3 separate regions of the Homo sapiens genome follow, and regions 1 and 3 are each linked to region 2. A link is a loop called in an ENCODE intact Hi-C map of the cell type or tissue named here. Cell type or tissue: endothelial cell of umbilical vein. All regions are shown on one strand.

Region 1 (5,000 bases), 170 kb before region 2:
GACATTCAAATGACTGAAATATCACCCGCCTCACCAGCCTGATCTATACTAAGGGAGAGTGAACTCAGATCATCAACCGAGGGTTTAACGTTTACTAAACAGAGTGTTAAAAGGTTTCTCAGTCCCTGAGGTTTGAAGCCTTTGTGACAATGTCACAGCAAGGTGCAGTTAATGTAACGCATGGGTGGCCTGTTTAAAATATTTACCTCTAAATGAGCCTATTAAATTTCTAAAAATATTAAGTCTGTAACAGATACAACCCTTTTCCCCAAAGACAGATTCAAAGAAAAACACATCAAATGCATAAGCGGACATCACTCCTGATCCATTTGAAGCTGGGAACTGAAAAACAACCCTAGTTATTTCTTATTCCATCTGGATATCTGTGCTTAAGGAAAGATTGGAAGGAGGAAAGTAAAAGAAAAACAGGAAATCTTCAAGTACCAAAAATGTTCTGTAGAAGAGTGATCAGATTTAAGGCATGTGCTTCTGTGTGGCACAATTGGGAATGGCTGATGTTAAGAGACAAAATCCCACTGTCAGGATAACCCATTGCTCACTCTCTGAGGGGTGGGTCTTCTTGGTGCAGCCACTGATCCAGGGCAAAGCACATCTCAGAGTTTGGTTCTTCTTAGAAATGAATATAAGTTTAGGGGCCTGACTCAAGCTAACCTAACTCAACAGAAACTACATGTAAACACAGTGCTATCTTCTTACTATTCATTGAGAAATATACTTTTATTGGTGGCCAAGATACTCATAAAGCAGCGCTCTAGGAAGCCAAGTTAATAATCAGAGTTTCCTGATTTGTAGAGACATATATCGAAAGAAGGTAGAGGCTATGAGGTCTAGTTTGTCCAGGTCATGGAGTGACCTGTTAGAATTTTCTAAGCCCATCACAGGGCATACCTAGTAGTATCACAATAAAACTAATATTTATTTAGCACTCAAACATAGCAAGCAGAGAACTAAGCAGTTTACAGTCTGGCAATTATTACTCCTATTTTACAGAAGAGGACATTGTGGCTTAGAATTGATTGCTTGTTCTAGATCACATAAGCTACAGAGTGATAGATTTGAGGTTAAACCCAGGTCTGTCTGACTCCAAACCCAGACTCTTACCGGCCATTATATACTTCCTCTGTAGTCACTGGGGTGCTCAGATTCTCAGATTTACCGCCTCTTCCCTGACAGTGTTGGAAAAACTCTGCCAAATCCCTGCTTTCTGACTCCCCTTTGTTTAAGCTGCCACATTGACCATTCCTTTATGTTAACATAATTTTTCTTCTGTCTTCTCTCTTCTAATTCATTCTTTACATCTCAGCCACAGTGATCTTTCTAAAACACAAATCTGTTCCTGTCACTCCCCTGCTTAAAACCTTTAATTGGTTTCCACAGAACAAAGCACAAACCGTTTTTCTTGGATTTGGAAGTTCCTGATGATCCGCCTGCTGCCGGCCTCTCCATTCTCACCTTTCCACTCCCTTCCTCACCCCACTTTATATTCCTGCTGCATTTAACTTTTTCCGTCCTTGGAGTCTCAATCTCAAAGCCAGTTAATTTCTCTCTCTGTCTCTCACTCTGCCAACATTTCTCCATATCTTTTCATTCCCCAGTCTCTCCTTTTCACCTCACCTCCTCTCCCTCCAGTACTCATTACCCCCTCCTCTTCTACTATCATCATTCATCCATTCATTCCACATATATTTATTAAGCATCAAATGCATGTCAGGCAAAATTCTAGGCCCCAGGGATACAGTAGCAGACAAGATAGACACAGAGTTTCTGTTCTAGTGGTAGTAGACAAACAAGAATCAAATAAGCCAAAAAAGGAGGGTAAATCACAGACTTTGATAAGTGGTATGCGGAAAATTACAGTGGTAGTGACGTGAAATTGAGTGGAAGGTCAAAGAAGGTGTCTGAGGAGGTGACCCTTCTTTGTGATCCGAATGATGAGGAAACCAGCTCTGTGAAGATCAGAAGGACCAGCCTGTACAAAGGCCCAAAGTTGGGAAGAAAGTAAGTGAATGGGAGGCACAGAAAGGCCAGCGTGTCTGGATGAAGGCAACAATAGCAGGAGTTGAGCTGGGAGAGAAAAATAGGGGCTACATCACATAGGTCAGGAAGAGGAGCTTGGATTTGATCCCATATGCACGGGAAGCCGCTTGATGCTGGTAAGTGGCACACTCTGGTTTATCTTTTAAGAGAATTTCACTCCGGATGCTGAGTCAGGAAGGGATGTGTGTGTGTTGGGCTTGGACGAGAAGGACGGAAGCAGGGGGACCAGTCAGGACTTTATCCCAGCGGGCCATGTGAGAGACGATAGTGCTAGGCCAGAGAAGTGGTTGTAGAGACTGTGAAAAAAGGGAAGATTCACGGTGTGTTTTGGAGTGGGCAAAATTTCTTACTGGATTGTGTGTTTAGGGCTGAGAGGACCAGGAGTGAGGGTAAGCGGTTAAGGTTGAGGGAAGAAGAAGAATGAAAGATGACTCCTACAATTAGGTTTAGGCAATTGAATCGATGTGGTGACATTTTCACAGCTGGGAAAGACAGAGAGAAACTGGTAAATCAGTGCTATAAGTTCTGTGAGGGCAGGGAAAGGTACACATACAATATATGTGATATATGAGGGAGTGAATTCAGTTCATTATTTCCACATGTCTATTCATTGTATCTGGATTAGATAATAGCTCCAATTTAACACATGCATAATTGTTTATCAGTTATGTGTCTTAACATTTTCTCAGCCAACCTGTACAGATTATTTTTTGAGGTCAGTCATTTCTATGTCTAATGAATCTCATCTCTTGGCTTTTGATTCTAATTTTACTTTCAGCAGCTGCAGAGGTGTCAAAGGAGGGCAGAGACTGTGCTTTGCTTGTTTTATTATCAGGACCTAGTGCAGTGTCTAGCAGGTGGCAGATGTTCAGTAATAATTTATTAAATGAATAAATTGACCAATGTCTAAAAAATACTTGGAGGCAGACTTCAGCTTTATCAAACATTTTATAACAATAGGGACATCAGGGAATGCCAGTCTGTCCTCTCCCAAATCTGAGTTTTTCACAATGGAGATAGCTGGGTGAGGTGACATATGTACTATAAAGGGATATAATTCAAGGAATATGTTATTTACGACACAACAAAATGAAGTTTCAGACATTCTTGTGACTATCATCATCCGTTTTCTTATGAGAAAATCATTTGGAAACTTCTCATACTGAGGAGGCCCCTGGGAACGAAATGATATTCTGAATGTCTAGTTTAGATCTCCAAACCAATTTCAAGTCGCTCAGTTCCTTTGCTATAATGCAAAGGATCATATTATTCCCTGCCTTCTGCCCACCAACTTCATGGAGAACTTATTTGAGGACTAAGAAATGGGTGTAAAACACTTTTCTCAAGCCAGTGCTGTGTGTTACATTATACCGCCAATTTCAGCAACATCTGCATTTATTCAATAACGCTTGCCTTATAATAATACTGTGTATTTAATTGTTCTGTAATACTAGGGCTAGGTCATTTTGGGTGCAACTTCTAAGGTTGAGTAAAAACAGAAAGCAGCCTGATACTGTTTGCAAGGTTTTGGGCTCCAGAATGGATTTTGTCTCTATTCCAATAATCAGGCTTAAAGAAGGCTTTGTTATTCAACCATTTATTGAGGTTTGTTGTGGTTATAAAGTATGTGACAAAATAAACACTTTGGGATTCAGAATAAGCACTCTTCCAGGAGTGACAGAAATTTAAGTTTCTTCTGTGATTAATTATACATTTTAAATGGAAAGCAATAATGAGTAAAGATTCCAGTCTTAACAAAATTTTCCTTGGGTGCCGTGGCACCAGAATGATCTTATAGTCAGAAGATCACCTAGGTAAAGCAATCAGATTATGTCTTGTACTTTAGGTTTATTCTTCTGACCTAGAGAATGGATACTAAGACAGACTAACTAGGTAATTGAGGAATTTTTTTTTTTTTTTTGCAGAGAAGGGGAAAAAAAGGCAAGAATTAGCTTGTTTTCTCACACAGGAAAATAAAACAAACTCCTTCAATGTAGCTAAGTCTTGATTATTTTGTCTTCCAACAAACCCCAAACATAGATAAAGTGGTTCAAGTGCCAATTTGAATTTGGCAGGCAAGTTGGGCTGCAAATGATCTAATTTATCTCAATTCAAATCAGCTTAGCAAATTTGGAAGCTGCTCCATGAAAATAGGTAACATGGGAGTCACAAACACATGAATTTTAAGGTCTTTAAGCAAAAGTGACTTTCTAGGACAAACCACTTCCTGTTCTCCTTCCAGCAAACAGTGCATGCAGAAACCAGGGAGACAGGACAGGCTACTGGGTACACAGCTTTCGGATTTAAATGCTTGGCTCAAAAATAAGAATTATAAACCACCTGCCTTCATTTCAGAAGGAAAGAAACTTTCAAAAGGCAACAATCTAGCTGAAACCCTAGGAAGAAGTGGGAGTACAAAGAGAGACCTCAGTAGGAGAACACAGTAATTATTCAATAATTATTGGCAGTGAATAAAGTGCATGAAATGCAGGTGTAAATTATAATGCAAGAATGCCATCATCGTCTAATGGCAGTGCCTCCTCAATCCAGAAAAGAGCACCCCCATGGATTCCTCTTTCAAACCCTTTACTTTGCTAGGGGAGCTTTAGAAACAGCAGCAGACTGTGAGTTTAAGAAAGTCACAGAAATTTTATAAGAGGATTGCGGCTTGTGTCACCTAAGCATTTTGGAATTTTATCTTCCCTTTTCTGAGTTTGGCAATTTTACTATAAAATACAAAGGACACGTTGCTGATTTGGTTTCTTAACTTACAAAAATACAGCAGCACAAAAAGAAAACCGAGCCAAAAATTAGGCCTTTGGGCATGGGCAAATCTAGTCCATTATTTTTAAGGCAATTAGGGCCACTGAAAACAATGACTACTGGTATACAACGACCTATGCTGATATATTGCTTTGTGGTTTTCGCAGTGCTTTTATGTC
Region 2 (5,000 bases):
TCCTTGGGGAGTTATTGAGATAGTCTAATGAAGGCAAATGCTTGTTCCTAGAGTTATAGACAAGGTAGGAAGAAATGGAGAAGATGCACAGGAGAAAATAGAATCAAAAGCATGGCTAGGGTTCATGTGGATTTTTTAGCTTATGAGATGACCTAAAACCAAAAATAAAATGGTAAATATTTAAGTGTGTTCATTAGTATAGTTAACATAGTTAACTATAGTTTAAATATAGTTAAAATTGTTTATGCTATTTTAAAAATAGCATAAAATTGCCAGGCGTGGTGGCTCACGCCTGTAATCCCAGCACTTTGGGAGGCCCAGGCGGGCGGATCACGAGGTCAGATCGAGACCATCCTGGCTAACATGGTGAAAACCCCGTCTGTACTAAAAATACAAAAAATTCCGCCAGGTGTGGTTGCGGGTGCCTGTGGTCCCAGCTACTCGGGAGGCTGAGGCAGGAGAATGGCGTGAACCTGGGAGGTGGAGCTTGCAGTGAGCTGAGATGGCACCACTGCACTCCAGCCTGGGCGACAGAGTGAGACTCTGTCCCAAAAAAAAAAAAAAAAAAAAAAGTTTGAGGTCAGCCTGACCAACATGGTAAAACCCCGTTTCTACTACAAATACAAAAATTAGCTGGGCATGGTGGCTGGCACCTGTAGTTCCAGCTACTCGGGAAGCAGAGGCACAAGAATCACTTGTGCCTGGGAGGTGGAGGTTGCAGTGAGCCGAGATCACACCACTGCACTCCAGCCTGGGTGACAGAGCAAAACCCTGTCTCAAAAAAACAAAAAAACAAAAACAAAAACAAAAAACCCCAGAAAATTAGATTATCAATTGAGTTATTTAACCAGGAAAAGAAAAATGGACACATACAATTACCTGATATTTTTTTGGAAATTTTCAAAACCAGTTGTATACATCCTCAGAAAAGAGAAAAGAAATAAGAATTTGCATTGAAGTAGCAGTATTTTATTTGGTATAAAGAAGAGTTTGGAGTCTCTAAAGTCTGAGAATTGTGTATGGGGGAAGGTTACAGAATAACATATCTAGACATTTTTATAAAATGAAGCACCTTCTTTGAAGGACTTTAATCAGTCAAGATTTGAGTTCCTATTATGTTCAAGGCACTGGGTGGGTGGGTACTGGGACTGCTGCAGTGGCAAGATATGGTAGCTACACATAAGACAGGAAACAGATGTGCAAATAGATAACATAATACAATGGAATGAGGACAAGAGTGGAATTGTGATCTCAATGTGGGAGATCAGAGGAATTCACTTTGTCCTGGGCAGTTAGGGGAATCTTCAGAGAAGACTTAATATGAGCGTCGAAGGATAAGTAAGAGATGGCCTGAAGAAGTTTGCTAGCATTCACTTTAGCGAGTGTTATTTACCGTTACATGATAAGGGTAATAAAAGAACATGCCCTGTGGAATCTAACACTCCTGAGTTCAGTTCCTTGCTCCACCACTTTCTTCTTCTTCTTCTTTTTTTTTCCCTTGAGAGACAGTCGCCCAGGCTGGAGTGCAGTGGCATGATCTCGGCTCACTGAAACCACCACCTCCAGCGTTCAAGCGATTCTCATGCCTCAGCCTGCAGCGTAGCTGGGATTACAGGCGCGCACCACCATGTCTGGCTAATTTTTGTATTTTTTCGGTAGAGACGGGGTTTCACCAAGTTGGCCAGGCTGGTCTCAAACTCCTGAGCTCATGTGATCCACCTGCCTCAGCTTCCCAGAGTGCTGAGATTACAGGCGTGAGACACCGTGCTCGGCCGACTTTCTGATGGCATAGTTTGGGCATACTATTTAATCTCTCTCTGAGCCTATACTTTCTCTTTTGAATAACAACATGGTATGCTCCATGAGAAAATAAATGAGATAAATGAGAAAACAGTAAACACATGCCTTTGAGTCTTATAGATATTTCTGTACATAATGTCAACAAATTTAGGGTCTAACTGATATCATAATTACACTCCTGAACACATTATTTGGAACAAAGCCGCTCCTTTTATAAGCGCCCACATTCTTTGCTTGATCCCACTGTTCAAAGATTTTTGTTCATTTTCTGTTCTAGATTTTCCCTTACAACACTTGTACTGGATTGAATTCTGTCCCCTACAAAATTCATGTCCATACAGAACCTCAGAATATGACTTACTTTAGAAATAGCGTCTTTGCAGATATAATTAATTATATTAAGATGAAGTCATGCAGAATTAGTGTGGGCTCTAAATCTAGTATGACTTGTGCCCTTATAAGAGAGGGGAAGACACACAGGGTCACAGGGAAGAAGGCCATTTAAAGAGAGTAGCAGAGAAAGGACCCAGGCTGCCACAAGTCACAGAATGCCAAGGATTGCTGACAACCACCAGAAACTTCAAGAGGCAAGGAAGGACTCTTCCCTAGGCTCTGAAGGGCCTTTGGAGGTAGCATGCCCTTGCTGATGCTTTGATTTTGGATTTCTAGCCTCTAATACTATAAGAGAATAAATTTCTTTTTTAGGCTACCCAGTTTTTGTTACTTTGTTATAGCAGCCCTTGGAAACTAATACAACATCTATACGCCATCTACCTTCCATTTAAAGTCATGACTTAATTCTGAAGGCATGTAGTGGCTTTGTAACATGTTGAACTGACAGGGCTGTGCTGCATTTCCTAGAACCCCCTTCTCTGTCTGTTTCTAATTAAGCTGTGCCACAAGATACATTTTTGTGCAAGCTTTGGGGGCACAAACTCTAACAGCAGCCATATTTTTTTTATGCTTAGAATATTGAGGTAGGGCCACCGGGTGCTTTTGTGGTTCAAATACCTTGCTCCTCATCTGCCTGCTCACCTCATTGGTGTTTAAGGCAGCAGCCTCACCTGCAATTGCTGTGCCTTCCCCTGCATCCTTTTTCAGCTTCTTTGACTCCTGGCCCAGGTGTGTATTTACCTCAGTGAAGAAGAGTCCATCTTCTCCTGCAGGAGACAGTGAGAAACTGACATGGTTTGAGCTTTTCCTTGTTCTCTCTACTTGATTTACATCCACCCATTCCTTCCAGACTGCCTGCCCAGCAGACATCAAGCTCCAGCATCAAATGCAAAGACAATGGCCTTGCAGACACTGTTTTACCAGCTCCCTCAATTTTCTAAAGTCAAATCTCTATAATAAATTGCTTCTCTAATTAGACCCTCACAGATGTAGGTACTCAGGGCCCCATAGCTTGGTCCTAAGTTTTCAGACAAGATCATTTCTCCCTGTCTACAGATGAGACAGCTATAATTTAAAAATCCTTGCACCCAAAGTTCTCAAACATACCAGGTGAAATGCCAAGTGGTGTTTTATGTGAACTTACTTTTGTGGTTTTCAGCCTCCAGTGAATTTAGTGGCTCAGCATAAAGATCTCTCACTTCCTCTCCCTCATGTTTGTGACACTTCTTTCCCTTGCTCTGCTGCCACAGACAAAGAAAATTACAGGCAGCTCCTACTGTTCCCTTCTTCGACTCCCACCAGGAGCAGTAGGCTCCAGGGTTCACATTCTGTTTTACAAAGGCTTTTTCAGCCATCGTTCGGGAAGACCTTGGCTCGACTGTCAGCAGGAACCGTGGCTATCTGCAGCTGGAGCCTCAGAGGAGAGGCCCTGACTCCACAGTGGCAACCCTTCCCTTCAACCTTGTCGTAGTTCTCTTTCCCGAGAGCCAGACAATGTAATCTGAGACATCCTGGTGCTGATGGGAAGAAGATGAATCACAATGCAATGGGCGTTGGATTTTTTTTTTTTTTAAAGCTCTCATTTCCTTTGTGCGTAAAAGCTGGACATGACATTTGCAACTGGCTCTACCAGGCAGTTCTCCTTGTGCCAGCACCAAGTATACTCTCATAATATGGCCCACAGTGAAAGCTTCATGCAATTGTAATGAAGATCCTGTAGCCAGAATGAATGACTCCATTCACTGCAAACATAGAACTTGCTATGGATGTTCAATTACATTTGATGTCTCCTGGATAGCGTAGAAGGGGAGGTGAACAGTGATGTCAGCTTGGACGAAGACAGGTTAGAATAAGCAAAAAGGGGACTTGCTGTTCTCATTTCTAGTCAGCATGCCAGTAGAATGGTGTCTGTAACCTGGCACTCTGTTCTTAATAGGTTATTGATAATGGTCTTTATTCATTTTTAGAGGACTCTTCCATAGCTCCAGTTGTCCCCCAACCCAGCCCCAACTCAATGTCTCTAAGTTGCCATATTTCTGTGACTTGATTTACCCTATTCTTTCTGCAAGGATATTTCTTGCCTTTTCTGTACTTCAAGAACTCCTGCTCATGTTTTGAGAACTAGCTGAAACATTCTATCATTGACATCTTCAGAGAAACGGAACTTTTTCTACTGTGTTCCCAGCATCTTTTAAGAATCTTTATTATAATCCACAGTCCAAATCACATAATTATTTACTTACCTGTCTAGTATCTAAACTTCTTGTGGACTTGACTGATTCATCAGAACCTAGAACAGTTCCTGGAACTAATGTGGAACTAATAGCTTTTCTTTTTTGAAGAGAATTGGATAATATTGAGAAGAGAGTGATTGGCTTGGCTAAAGAACATTAAATTAGCATTTTGAGTATCTGGATTGTAATCCCCAATTCTGTTACTATCCATATGACCTTAAGGGTTTTAAATGGCTGGTCAGGGTTGAGTGACACTGACTAGTGAAGCAAGTCTCAATTTCTTTTGCCTTGATGTCTTCATTTGCTAATTGGTGGATATGATAATCACCCTTGCTAACTCATGGGTTTGTCTTAAGAATCAAATGAAACACAAAATATAAAAATGTCCCTGTTCCCCCCATCAATAGAGCATAGAGCAATGCCAGTTATTTTCGTTAACGCTTTTATAAGATCTTCAGAGGTTCAGGGATGGACAGGCTCCTTGTAACCTGGGGCTCTTCTCTCTGATGCTGGGCTGTTAGAACAGGCTGACCTGGACTAAGGACTTGTTCCTCTGACCTGTGATTGGTGGAA
Region 3 (5,000 bases), 190 kb after region 2:
GCACTTGTCTCTTGTCAAGAAGCAGTTTGGTTATAGTGGTTTTTTTTTTAAAAGCTCATATTTGCTAATTGCTTGTGCCCTGTGCTAAGAGTTCATTGACTCTTCGCAAGAAGTGTATTTTAAAAATTAGGAAATTAAACCTTAAAGAGGTTAAAAGACATGTTCAATGTCTTTGAGTGCTTTGCTAAACTCTAACTCAGATCTGCCTGGCTTCAGAACCTTGCTCTTAACCACTGACTGCATGCATAGTTTTTGATGTTTCAATGCCTGATGAATTTAACTCGCTCAGAGAGCATTTGGATTATATTTCATTAAAATATTGTTTATTTGTTTATTATCCTAAACACATAAATGATTTGATATGTGTGTGTGTGTGTGTGTGTGAGATATACTCTTTCATCTACAAATTTTTCAGCAATGATCTATTCTCCAGGTGAAGACAAATAATGTAGCTGACAGCTGTTCCTAACTCTTAAGGAAGGTGGATGTCAAAAGTTTCCGGAAAAAAAGATGTGTCTAACCCTGGAATGATCTAGGCAAAAATTACAGATGATTGAAGTTGGGAGAGAGAGTAGGCTTTAAATGGGGCAGAATTTAACATCAGGAAGAATGAGCTGAACTTTGATGGAGAGAGGATGGGACAGTGAAAAGAGCATGAGTTTTAGAGACAGGCAGCTTAGAATTTCTGTCTTGTCTTCACTACTTAGTGGCACAAAAAATGTAAGTTATTATGTCATTCTGAGTATCAATTTACTCATATTTAAATGCAGGTAATAATATTATAATAATATCAGCCTATTAGCCTTATTGTGAGGACATGTGATTATATGCTTAGTAAGTTTTCATTTAATTGCTCTCTGGTGGGGGCAAGGTATGAGCATTTAAAAAAATCTCCTCAGGTGGAATTCCAAACACTAAGTGTAGAAGGACTCACCATTAGACAAACACCACAGTAACAATTGTTGTAGACAAGATCTATTGACGGATGTTAAAACAAGTGGATGCAAGTTTGACAAGAAACAGTATTTGCAGAGTTGCAAAGTGTTATCCCTAAGATATGTATAACTGCAAAGGGAAAAATAGTAATATTACCATGGGGAAACCCAGTAAATGTGACCTGAACCAAGCAATCAAAGTTAACAGCAGCAAGAATAGGATGTTAATATCACAAACCCCTTGATCTGACACACTGAGAAGCGCCCATCACTTCTGTGGTATTCTTACAGAAATGCATCACTTCATTCTGAATATGAGAAAACATCAGAAAAACCTACACTGAGGGAAATTCTATGAAATAACTTGATCAGCACCCTTCAAAAGGGTTGAGGTTATGAAAGATAAGGAAAGACTGAGGTAGTATCAAAGATTGGAACAAACTAAGAAGAAATAACAATAAATCCAATACTGAATAAAGAAAAAATGTTAGTGAGACAACTAATACAATTCTAATAATCTAGTTAATAGTATTGTACCAATGTTAATTTTCTGACTCTGATCATTGTACCATGATCATGTAAAGAGTTAATGTTATAGGAAGCAGGTGAAGGATATATGAGAACACTTGGTGCTATTTTTTTCTACTACTCTGAGTCTAAATTAATTTAAAATAAAAAGTTAAAACGAAACAAAAATTTCTTCAGTGATTCTAATATGTAATGAAGATTGAGAACCTGCAGCTTAGAATATAGAGAATTCTCAGTGAATGATAGCTATTACCAAACCTGGCTACAGTGCTATGCATACCAATTAGTTTTGCTGTTAAGGAAGTACCGTTCATTTTTTAAATATTTGTCTGACTGACCTGTGTGTGTCTTTCCAGATAGTGATACTTGGACATATTCAAATATAGTATAGTCTTGAAAAATATAAGTAGTCAAAGGAACTTTTGCATGATTCAACTTTAAGAATTCTGTGTTTTTCTAGATAACAGGGGAACAATGGAAAACTCTTGATTTCCCTGTCAAGAATGTGAGTGAACTTCACCCTTGCTTGACTCTCTTGATCCTCCTTAATTTTGCAATATTTTTCACAAATAAGAAGGGGTGTCTCCTTAAGTGTGGTTTCTCATATGAAAAACAATAGTACCTGTTAGTCATTGGGCAATTTCTAGGGCAGAACCATTATCTTGGTTTGATTAGCAAGGAAGGAAGGAAGAGGAATTATGGAAGGGAAATTTGTGTTTATTTTCCAGACCCAAATTTAGACATTCAGATTGTTTCTCTTAAGTAGAAAATGTTAAGTAAAGCATAAATGTTTTCTTCAGCATGTATCACCCACAAGAGAGTTTAGGAAGGAAAGAGGCTGCAATAGTTATTTGCCTGTTTGTAGAGTTTTAATAATTACTCGTATAGGCAAGACTGCTCAATTTGTAACCTTAGATAATTTGAAATAAAAATTCCACTCAATTTTGTAACAGAGTTTAAGGTTCTTAACTTCTTCCAAAAGGATCTGCAGATAATGGCATGGTTGTTTATACACTCAAGTGAAAATGGGAAATTTTAACTATTTTAACGAAAAATATTTCAGGTTTTTTTCCCTAAATCATGAAGACTTTAACCTGTAGGAGCAAAGGTCTGTGAAGTTAGTAGTTCCAAAAGTGGTATGGTTATCTGCATAAGTTTCTTAACATCTTTGTACGCATCTTCCTTATCTGCAAATGGCACTAATAATAATGATTTCTTCACAGCATTGGTATATGGAATGGCGAGTTTATGTTTTTAAACAGTGCCTAGCATAGTACCTGATACATGGTAAGTATTAAATATATATTACCAATTTTGTGTTTGTGTGTGGTGTGTGTGTGTGTGTGTGTGTGTGTGTGTGTGTTTCCAAGAAGCATGAAAAAGAAAAAAAAGGAAGGCTGGGTTAAGGAAAAAATCTACACCCAGTTCTGGTGGAAGCCCCAGACAGTGGCCAGTACTTAACAACTCCCTACAGCTTGGCTGAGTATTTTTGCCTAGTTACTGATATATAACAGGAGTTCAATGATTATTGCTAACTAAATTAACATAATCTTGCTCTTGCAAAAGCCCTCAACTCCATTTGCTCTCCATTTCTCTCCATCTTGACCTACAATAGCTCGTGTTTAGTTGAGTCCACGTAGCTTCTCGTTGGCTATCCCTGGCTTTCCAAATACTGCTGGAGAAAGTTACGTGGATGGGCTGACTGGTTTCACTTTAAATTATTACAAACTTCGAGTGGGCCTTCCGCAAGTACTAAGAAATCATTTCCTCTGTAACTCTGCTTCTCTACCCAGCAAGATTTTAATTTCAAACTTTCTCTATTCTCACACCTCCCACCCTCTCATTCTTAGCTGAATACTTCACTTCATTTTTCATTCAGAAAATAGAAAACAGAATGAAAACTCCATCTGCCCACAACTAAATCTAGAAACCTAAATTCCTGTGCCCCCATCACCGTTACATTCCCACCCGTTACTATGGAGGCCAATCTCTCTACTGGGGCTCTGAAATCTCTCTGCTGACTGTCAAGGACACCCCCTTTTCTGATATATATATACACACACACACACACACACACACACACACACACATATATATACACATACATACATATGTATATATACATTTTCCAACATTCTTAATCTCTCCCACCTCCCTTGATTATTTCCATGAATATATAAACATATCCCATTACTTCCCTTCTCATAATGTAATCTTCCATTGATCTGACATCCCCTTTAGCTATGGCTCCATTTCTCTGTTCCTCTTCAGAACCCAGCTTTATGAAGGATCAAGTATTATTTTCTCTCTTCCTTCTTTACTTTCTATAGGCTCTTCATCCCACTCCAATTTCACTTTCACCTTCATCATTCCAGGTGGTGAGTTTGTAGTGTGGTGGTTTGAGTTCAGTTCAGGAGGACATATTAGGAAAGCCGTTGGCCTTAAATTCAAGCCACAGGCTCTAGTTTAGATCCCTTAGTAAATGATAATTTGATTTCTAATTCAGACTTCCATCTAGAAACTGGGAAAGGAAGAAAGGAAGGTCATTTATTGGCCCCATGAAACCTCAGCATCTTTGTGGATTAGCTGAGAACAGTAAAACTAGACAAGGACTAGAAATTGGGACTCAATATGAAGATTAGGTTTTGTAAATGGTCATTTGGCTTTTGTAAGTGTGGATTGTATTGATTTTGACCTTGGTGGGGTATAGCAGGTAAACATAGCTGGTGTCTCAAGAGCAAAGATAATTTTGGTTTTCAGAAGTAAAGATAATTTTATCACCTTACCAAGTTGAGGGCTTTGGTAAGAGAAGGCTTGATGAACAGGCTGGGGTGGCAGATGCTGACCTCAGTCAGGCAGGTGCAGCTTCTCCCTAAATGGCATAGCCAATGTATGGATTCGTTTATATAGAAAAATAGTCTTTCCATCCTAATTAAAATTTGCCTCAAAACAAGGGGAGCTTTAACATATGGAGTGAAAGTAATTGGAGTTGAGAAACTCAAGAAATTAACAGGGAATGTGTCAGATGGCAGACAAAAATGGAGACCAGGATCTGAGTCAAAGTAACAATTTGCAAATTTGGTTGGAATTTTCTATAGAAGAAGATCAAGGAATGTTTTGTACAATTTTGAAAGATTTCCACGAAAACAAGATTTTTTAAAAATAATTTTGGTGTTCAAAGTATGTTAGCTCTTTGAAAAATTTACTCAAGTGAATTACATGAATCAGCCCATTCTCTAATGGAACTGTTGGCTCAACTTCTAATTTATATCTTGAATACAGTCCTATCTTACCATTTCCACTGCTTCTATCAGAGTCCCAGCCATCATTATCTTTTACCTAGGCTATTGCACTAGCTTCCTGGTTTTCCTCATATTTTTGCCCCTCTAGAGTCTTCCTCTACACAGCAGCCAGAATGACCTTTTACAAATGTAAATCAAATCATACCACTCTCCTGCTTCAAATCCTACAGTGGTTCCCATAGCAATTAAGTTAAAATCCTCATTACTTATCATGACTTACAGGGACCCTACATAA

What was found. A loop is a pair of places that touch in the nucleus more often than their neighbours do. Peaks named below come from ENCODE experiments on the same cell type or tissue, not always from the same donor. Only the 100,000 strongest peaks of a DNase experiment are listed, where the experiment ranks them.
Region 1: it touches region 2 in a loop (2.0-fold over the local background); 1 of 110 quality-filtered maps calls a loop at or near these places.
Region 3: a loop joins it to region 2, with 4 times the contacts of the local background. A loop is called at or near these places in 1 of 110 quality-filtered maps.

The regions. Positions count from the first base shown.
Region 1 is chr13:59,630,633-59,635,632 of GRCh38, reverse strand. No RefSeq gene overlaps it. Among named protein-coding and RNA genes, the nearest start is that of DIAPH3-AS1, 380 kb to the left of the region's middle. In endothelial cell of umbilical vein, no CTCF peak of the experiment used is centred here; a DNase peak (open chromatin) is centred at 2,162; H3K27ac peaks cover 1,638 bases.
Region 2 is chr13:59,457,798-59,462,797 of GRCh38, reverse strand. No RefSeq gene overlaps it. Among named protein-coding and RNA genes, the nearest start is that of DIAPH3-AS1, 550 kb to the left of the region's middle. In endothelial cell of umbilical vein, CTCF peaks have their summits at 2,319 and 2,540; DNase peaks (open chromatin) are centred at 1,197 and 3,777; H3K27ac peaks cover 2,861 bases.
Region 3 is chr13:59,263,657-59,268,656 of GRCh38, reverse strand. It overlaps LOC105370223 (a long non-coding RNA gene), which reads left to right. Exons shown (of 3, transcript XR_941993.3): 3 at 2,687-2,752. Among named protein-coding and RNA genes, the nearest start is that of DIAPH3-AS1, 750 kb to the left of the region's middle. In endothelial cell of umbilical vein, no CTCF peak of the experiment used is centred here; a DNase peak (open chromatin) is centred at 1,996; H3K27ac peaks cover 1,288 bases.